Linked DNA regions of Homo sapiens: region 1 is linked to region 2. A link is an interaction called in ENCODE POLR2A ChIA-PET data of the cell type or tissue named here. Cell type or tissue: PC-3. All regions are shown on one strand.

Evidence for each region. ChIA-PET counts read pairs that join two places held together with the same protein. Peaks named below come from ENCODE experiments on the same cell type or tissue, not always from the same donor. Only the 100,000 strongest peaks of a DNase experiment are listed, where the experiment ranks them.
Region 1: POLR2A ChIA-PET joins it to region 2 with 6 read pairs; 2 of 35 experiments call an interaction of 5 or more read pairs at or near these places.

Annotation. Positions count from the first base shown.
Region 1 is chr15:99,031,478-99,035,477 of GRCh38, forward strand. No RefSeq gene overlaps it. Among named protein-coding and RNA genes, the nearest start is that of LUNAR1, 19 kb to the left of the region's middle. In PC-3, no CTCF peak of the experiment used is centred here; no DNase peak of the experiment used is centred here; H3K27ac peaks cover 884 bases.
Region 2 is chr15:98,908,932-98,912,931 of GRCh38, forward strand. IGF1R (insulin like growth factor 1 receptor) reads left to right here. Exons shown (of 21, transcript NM_000875.5): 7 at 2,384-2,510. Among named protein-coding and RNA genes, the nearest start is that of PGPEP1L, 97 kb to the right of the region's middle. In PC-3, no CTCF peak of the experiment used is centred here; no DNase peak of the experiment used is centred here.

The sequences.
Region 1 (4,000 bases), 120 kb after region 2:
CGGCCCAAGATGTAAATTATTTACTATTTGGCCTTTTACGGAAAAAGTTCACCAGCACCTGTTCTTTTGGAAATAGTTATTTCAGAGAAGGTTTGCTCATGTGGAGTTAGTGTGGTGATGGCCAGATGGAGTAGAGAAAGAAAAAGTCACAAGATAATGGGAAGGAAGGCACAGTATTAGAGTATGTGCGGAGGAAATTGAGGCCTTCAATTAGGAGGTGAACAGGGAGAAGAGAGGGCTACGTGGGTTGTGATTCCATTCTCTAATAAGCAGTCTATGTGGAGTAAAAGTCTAAATGGAAATGCTCAGGTACAAAGGGAAATTACCATGTAGGTTTTCATAGAGGTATTAAACATTTTATCAGCTCATGGGATCTCTGACTCACAAATAAATCACGTCAAAATCAGAACTACAGTAGAGCAAAACATTTCTTTGGAAGCTCAACCGTGGAAGGGAAGGGTCCTGACCTCCTCTTGCAGTTGGGTTCTCTGGCTTTTAAAGCTTTGTCTGAAGGCCATCACCCACATTTGCACTGTTGCTGCAAACCGAGAGAAAAGAAGCATGGAGAATTTTTCTCCTGCCACAGGGATCTATTGCTCAATAGAGTTTATGACATTAGGCCTGTGCCTACCTGTTTAATAATTCTGAGTCTGGGTTCAGTAGCCCAGTGGGTTATAAGGAAGGTACTGGCTGTGGATTTTACTGGAGATGGGGATCTTTCAATCCCAAAGGTAGGGCTGTGAGATTGCTCTGAGTAGACACTAAATTATTAGACTATTAATACAATAATAGCTCATTAGCCCAGATAGCCCAATGTCTGGGCCTTTTTTTTTTTTTTTTTTTTTTGAGACAGAGTTTTGCTCTTGTCGCCCAGGCTGTAGTGCAGTGGCGCAGTCTCGACTCACTGCAACCTCCACCTCCCAGGTTCAAGCGATTCTCCTGCCTCAGCCTCCCGAGCAGCTGGGATTACAGGCGACCACCACCAGGCCCAGCTAATTTTTTGTATTTTTAGTAGAGATGGGGTTTTGCCATGTTGGGCAGGCTGGTCTCGAACTCCTGACCTCAGGTGATCTGCCCGCCTCAGCCTCCCAAAGTGCTGGGATTACAGGCGTGAGCCACCACACCCGACCTGTCTCATCCCTTTTAGTCATGCAAAAGGTGACTTCCAGTTCAAAAAGTCCTAGCAGAACTTTTCTTGCTGCCTTGCCTTTCTGCTGTCTTGGTGAGAATAGGGCCTGTGTACACAGCCAGGCAGTGTGGCTCCAGAGTCTATGCTTTGAAAACTTTTTTTTAGTGGATCTCAGATTCATAGAATTAGATTAATTACAATCTTCTCATGCATGGGCTCTCTTTTACTTAGTGAAGTTACAAATCATTTAATATACACACACACACATACACACACATAATCTTAGTTTAGGCTTCCACAGAAGCAGACTCTGAGACAGGGATTTGAGTGCAGATGGTTTACTTGGGAGGTGAAGGGAAATCAGCAAGAAAGGGGGGAAGTGAGACGCTAAAAAGAAGGCAGCAAATACAGAGTACCTTCCTCAGGAGCAGCCACAGGGGGCAACCAGAACTCAGTCCTGTTGGCAAACTCTGGGAAACATCTGCTTCAGAATTGCCCAGTGCAGCCCAGGTGCGAGGGAGTTGGGGTATTTATACACCAACCCCAGTCTCTTGCTGGTTGACAGATTCTGGGGAATGAAGGGAAAACCTTCATGGACAAAGATACAGATCCCAGTAGTTTGGGATCATCTGGGGTACATGAAAAAGTGGAATCCAAAGCACTCTTTCTTTCTTTTTTTTTTCGAGACAGAGTTTTGCTCTTGTTGCCCAGGCTGGAGTGCAATGGCACGATCTTGGCTCACCACAACCTCCGCCTCCCAGGTTCAAGCAATTCTCCTGCCTCAGCTTCCCAAGTAGCTGGGATTACAGGCATGCACCACTACGCCTGGCTAATTTTGTATTTTTAGTAGAGATGGGGTTTCTCCACGTTCGTCAGGCTTGAACTCCCAACCTCAGGTGATCTGCCCACCTTGGCCTTCCAAAGTACTGGGATTACAGGCGTGATCCACCACGCCTAGCCCAGCACTATTTCTTGATCTTTTTAATTAAATCATTGCCACCCCTAAGTAGCTTTTTTTTTTTTTTTTTTTTTTTTTGAGATGGAGTCTCACTCTGTCACCCAGGCTGGAGTGCAGTGGCACTATCTCAGCTCGCTGCAACATCTGCCTCCTGGGTTAAAGCGATTCTCCTGCTTCAGACTCCCAGGTAGCTGGGATTACAGGCACTATCTGCTAAATTCTTTTGTATATTCAGTTCATCCTCTATCAGCCCTGGGAGGTCTACATTATTTATTAGCTTCACTTTACACAGAAGGAATTAGCACTTAAGAGGTCATGTGATCACTCCCCCAAAATCTCACAGAGACTTAATTCTGGGCCCAAGTCATTCATCTTTTCATGAATCAAGTAGCAACTGAGTATTAGTAGGTGCCAGGCAGGGTGCTGGTGCCTGTGAATTAAGTGAAGAACAGAACAGACTGGACTTTGCTCTCAAGAAGTTTAGAATCTACTGGAGAGACAGACATTAAAAGAACAATTGTAATGCTTTTTTTTGTTCTTGTTTTGTTTTTTTTTTCTTGAGACGGAGTCTTACTCTGTTGCCCAGGCTGGAGTGCAGAGGCATGATCTCGGCTCACTGCAACCTCCGCCTCCCAGATTTTAGGCGATTCTCCTTCCTCAGTCTCCTGAGAAGCTGGGACTACAGCCACACACCATCACGCCTGGCTAATTTTTTTATTTTTAGTAGGGACAGGGTTTCACCACGTTGGCCAGGCTGGTCTTGAACTCCTGACCTCAGGTGATCCACATGCCTCAGCCTCCGAAAGTGCTAGGATTACAGGCATGAGCCACTGCACCCAGCCCCTAAGTAGCTTTTTTGAACATTTTCTTTCTAATTGCTTCTCCACTCCCCATGAAATTTTAGTACCACAGATATACTGTAGATCTGTTTATGTTCTGTGTCCCTTTGGAGGGACCCAAACCATTAAAATATGCAAATTTTTTTGTCCCCACCGTCCCACCCCGGATCGATTTTTTTTTTACCTGTTAGCAGTGTTGCCCCTGTTGAGGAGGTATGGCCCTAGTGCCATGGGCAGGACAGTACCTGATGCATGTGTATAGCAGGCTCCAAACCACCCTGCCCTTATCTCTCTATACCTGTTATTTGGGGCAACTCATTGGTGCTGGAGTGGTGACTCCACAGGAACAGAAAGAAAAACACACTGCATCAGTTCATTCTTCTAGTCTGTGGAGTGTTGGGAGTAGGAGAAGAGAGAGGTGGGGCAGATGGAAACAAATGGTTATCTTTGATCATCTATCACAGCAGAAATGAAGCTGTGGTTTTCATTATTTTCATGGATTCCTATGCAGTTCTGATTTCCCCAAAAGGAGCCCCAGCATAAAGCAATGAGGCCCCGCTTGCTTGGTATTTCGCTGCTGTTGAAATCAGATGCTAGAGAGGATGTGAACATCCCTCTCTGCGCCTGAGTCCCACCACAATCTCGCACCAATGTCAAGCTAGCTTCTCATGTTCCCGAGTTGAAAACAGATGGTGGCTGACACCTTTCTCAAGAATCCTGGAAACCCACCAGTCTACCCACTGAGGCACGAAAAAAAAAAGGGATCCGAAAATGTGGTGTAGAAAGAAAAATGACTGAAGTAGGATGAGCCCAAGAGAAGCCTGTCCTGCTCAGTGTGATGGAGCAGTGTTCTCTAAGCGTTCTCACAAGCCAGAAATTTGGGAGCAGGGGCAGGTGACTTGCAACCCCTTACGTGAGATGTTGCTGCAGCCAGGAGTCTAGGACCAAAGAGCATTCCGACCCAGCCTGGGCACTGGGAAACTCTTTTGCCCAAAGACTCTGGAGATGAGTTAGAGCAATGCATTCCAAATTTTTATGCTTGCCTTAAAGCAACAGAATTCCTTCCAGGTTCTA
Region 2 (4,000 bases):
AACCATCATGATAACAGCAGACCCTCCTCCCATGTGTGATGGCAGCTTTCCTCTGCGGCCCCTCCTGGTTTCACATGGGGGACCACTAGACCATCTTAACTAGCACTTTGCTCCTACTTATATGTCATCACAATCAGTAGTGGGCAGATACGTGATGTATTCGTATTTATAAATTCTGTACATCTCTGTGAGTGTGTGAAACACTTATAAGTAGGTTCTCAAACTTTAAAGTGCTGCTTACAGAATGCACAGTTAAATGTCCTTTTATACACAGGTGCACAGTTAGATATTTCTCTTTCTTTTTTCTTTTCTTTTTTTTCTTTTTTTTTCTTTTTTTTTTTTTTTTTTGAGATGGAGTCTCACTCTGTCACCCAGGCTGGGGTGCAGTGGCATGATCTTGGCTCACTGTAACCTCCACCTCGGTTCAAGCGGTTCTCATGCCTCAGCCTCCCGAGCAGCTGAGATTACAGACACCTGCCACCATGCCCAGCTAATTTTTGGATTTTTAGTAGAGACGGGATTTCATCATGTTGGCCAGGCTGGCCTCAAACTCCTGACCTCAAATGATCCACGTGCCTCAGCCTCCCAAAGTGCTGGGATTACAGGCTTGAGCCACCATGCCCTGTCCGATTATTTTTCAGGGAAGAGCCAGTGTGCTTCAGCCCTATGAGCTCTACCCTTCTGCTCCCACAGAAGGGAAGCACAGGCCTGTGGGGTGGAGGGGGCTCTGCCCTAAGCGCAGCCCCTGTGGGCCACGGGTTTCCTGTCCCTTACACTCGGCCGCCTTGTTTCTCCCACCCCAACATGAAAAAGATGGAGTGAGCCTGCAGCCCTGAGTTGATATTGCTTTTTAAATTGAGAACAATATAATTACAGCCTTGTACTGTTTATAAAACTTTAAGGTCTCATATCAGAGATACAGCAGTGCCTTTCTCATCTAACCCTGTGTAGAATACGGCTGTTGAGAATGGCGTGGCTCTCTGGCTGGATAGGGTTATAAAAGTAAATCGTCTTTTCACCTTTGGCTTTTAATAAGGGAAGGGTATTAGAAAAAAAGTAATTTGTATGATGAAGGGTGATTTGTGCGTGTGTGCAGACAGACACACATGCAGGGAGGCAAATCAGAACCGATGCGTGTTTGGCTTTGGCTTGTTTCGCTGGTGTCTGGATTTACCTGGCGACACTTGTTGCTCTGGGGGATCTTAGAGGGAAGCACGCTGACTGACCTAGGGCTGAACAGCAGGCTGACGACCAGCGCCGCCTCCCGCCCCCTGCTCACTCTATCCCTGCAAAGCCCCTGCCTTGCTCCCTGTTCAGATCATAGTAAAATCGGATGTATCCGAGTATTTCAGAGTGCTTGTCTCCTTAGAGTCAGCCAGTCTGACCTGTCAGATCATAATACATAGTAGCCGTTTATTTTCTTTTGAAAGCAAAATCATGGTTTCCTCTCTAAATAACACTTCAGCAGGAACTGTGACATTTCCCAATCTCAGTTGCGCACATTTTGTCCTAAAGACTTCTTAGCTCTTTTACTGTCTTCAGTCCCTCTGCTTCACCTCTTGAGTGTGTAGTGGGATTCAGGCAGATAAGAGGGCGAAAGGACAATTCGTCAGAGAGCTCTGGGTCTCCATGAGGGTGGGCAGTCATCAGTCTTTCCCTGGTCCTTATCGTAGTTTGAATTTGGTCCAAGGAATAAGAGAGACACTTGGCACAGCTTCCCTGCCATACCCGCCAGCCAGGCTACTTCCCATAGAGCACGTTAGGCTTGGCCAAGTGAGATCTTCTTGTCAGTGCTTAATCCAGCCTCCCGTTGTTTGTCAGCCCTAGCTGGAGGCCTCACAGGAGTTCCTGTGTCCTTCCAGTTTGATACCAAGTTTAGACCAAGAAAAGTTCCTTTCTGTGGCACACCTGTAGTCTCTTACCTGTCTTTGGTGGTTGTACACGAACAGGCAGATATCCACAACTGCAGAACAAGTGTCATCGTCTCTCTTAAGAAGTTTCAGGGCAGCCTAAAGGCTCACCTTCACCCTACCAGGCCCCCTTTCATAGCCAGGATCTTAGGGATGGAGAAGAAAGATAAGTTCACCTCGTTCACTGAAGTCGCCCCTTGTTTTCAGGTTAGGAAACCCAGGTTCATGTCCAAGTCCCTGGGCAAGTAGCCAGCGTAACTGATTGACCTAAAACAAAGGATGGAGCCCTTGGAGCTCTGCATAGTGAAATGTATGATTTCTTAGTGGAAAACGAGAAAGCCACTGAGGAAGCCCAGAAGGGAACTTAGCATATACAGCCAGCTTTGGGGAAGGGGGAAGCAGTGCCAAGCAAGACAGGTGCTTTTCAGAGACACATGAATCTCTGTCACTCACGGATGTACTCTTTGCCCCAGGTGAAAGTGACGTCCTGCATTTCACCTCCACCACCACGTCGAAGAATCGCATCATCATAACCTGGCACCGGTACCGGCCCCCTGACTACAGGGATCTCATCAGCTTCACCGTTTACTACAAGGAAGCGTGAGTTTCTGCTTTGGGTGATGCCATTCTGTTGACAGGGCTACGAATGGGAGAGGCCAGTCTTTCGATCCTTGAATGGGCTGGCTGAATACAGGGGGTCAGCAGAGTCCCCAGGGAGAGCCACGCCAAACATCCCTACTTCATCCTCATGCACCCTCTCGGGCTGTCCCTGTGATGTCAGTCACAGCCAGTGACAGCCATGATTGGGAAAGTGTTAGCTCGAGGCCTGTCATTCTTTAGTGAGTGATTAGAGGTGTTTGAATAAAATAAACCCAAAATGGGGAAAGCTTGCTTTTTCCAGAATTAGGTCAGTCCAGACTCATGAACGATGATGGGGGACTTCACTGAAATATCGTTTCAGCCTCCTTACCTACTAGGCCTACTCCAGGAACACCCTGCAGGCACGTGGCTCTTTTGTATCATCTTATTCCTGTCTCTCTCTCTGTGTGCCTCTCCCAAGCTGTGGCCCTCTGCTCTAGGTCATGAGCCTTCCAAACAAGCGAAGAAAAGTGGAGAGAGAACAACCTTCATGTCTTGAGCCTTTTGTGACTTCTCCTAGACTCTGTTGGGAGCTTTTCCTGTGTGATCACATGACATTCCCCCATCTAAGCAGCCGAGGCTTATTCCTCCCGACTGCAGCCCTCTTTGATCTCCCTCTTCCTTCCTTTGCCTTCTATATCCAGGTGGCTACCCCGGTCTACTTAGCCATCCCCCTTACCCAGGTCCCATGTTAATCCCATAGTTCTCTCTCCCAGATGTGTGGCTTCCAAAGAGCAGCAACCAGAGGCACCTTATGACAGCATCTTGTACTCTTTCCTCCTGCCAGAGCTGGGGTCCTATGAATGAGAAATTGGGTACTTAGGATTACTAGGCTTTCAGAGTTTGTACACAGGGGAGCCCCTCATGATCTCCCATCCCATGACAGCAGACGGTGTTTTGTTCATGTTTGTTTCAGAAGCCAGCGGCCAGCAGCTGTCCAGCCCTTTTAGCTGATAAATATAAAATACCTACCCAACCATGCATCTGTGCGAAGTACTATATTCTCTGATAGTCACACCAGTGCTTTGGCAATGTCAGCTGGTAATTTCACTGAGGACTTGATGCTGGTTTCTAAGGCAATCTGGAAACTAAATATTTGAATATTATAAGATGCTTAAGCATCAGAATTGTTTATGAGCAATCTGAATTTTAGAAGCTACTTCTGTTTGTCTGTAGGAAAGTCATTTTTCTCCAACAGTTACCTTCTTTCAATATCTGATATTTGCATTAACTGACTATGCTTGTTTTTTTCTTGATGAAAAAATGCTGCAATCAGAAGAGAGAAAAATAGTTTTTGCATATGTTCTTAAGGAATAGTAACTATTGAATCCCAGTAACTGTTGAAGTGGCTCTTCCTGAGGCAGACCATTCAATTCTGTAATGCCCGACTGGGGAAGCCCAGAGTCCAGTCACTTCATTTCTTCTTCTATAAAAGTCTAATTGATTATTTG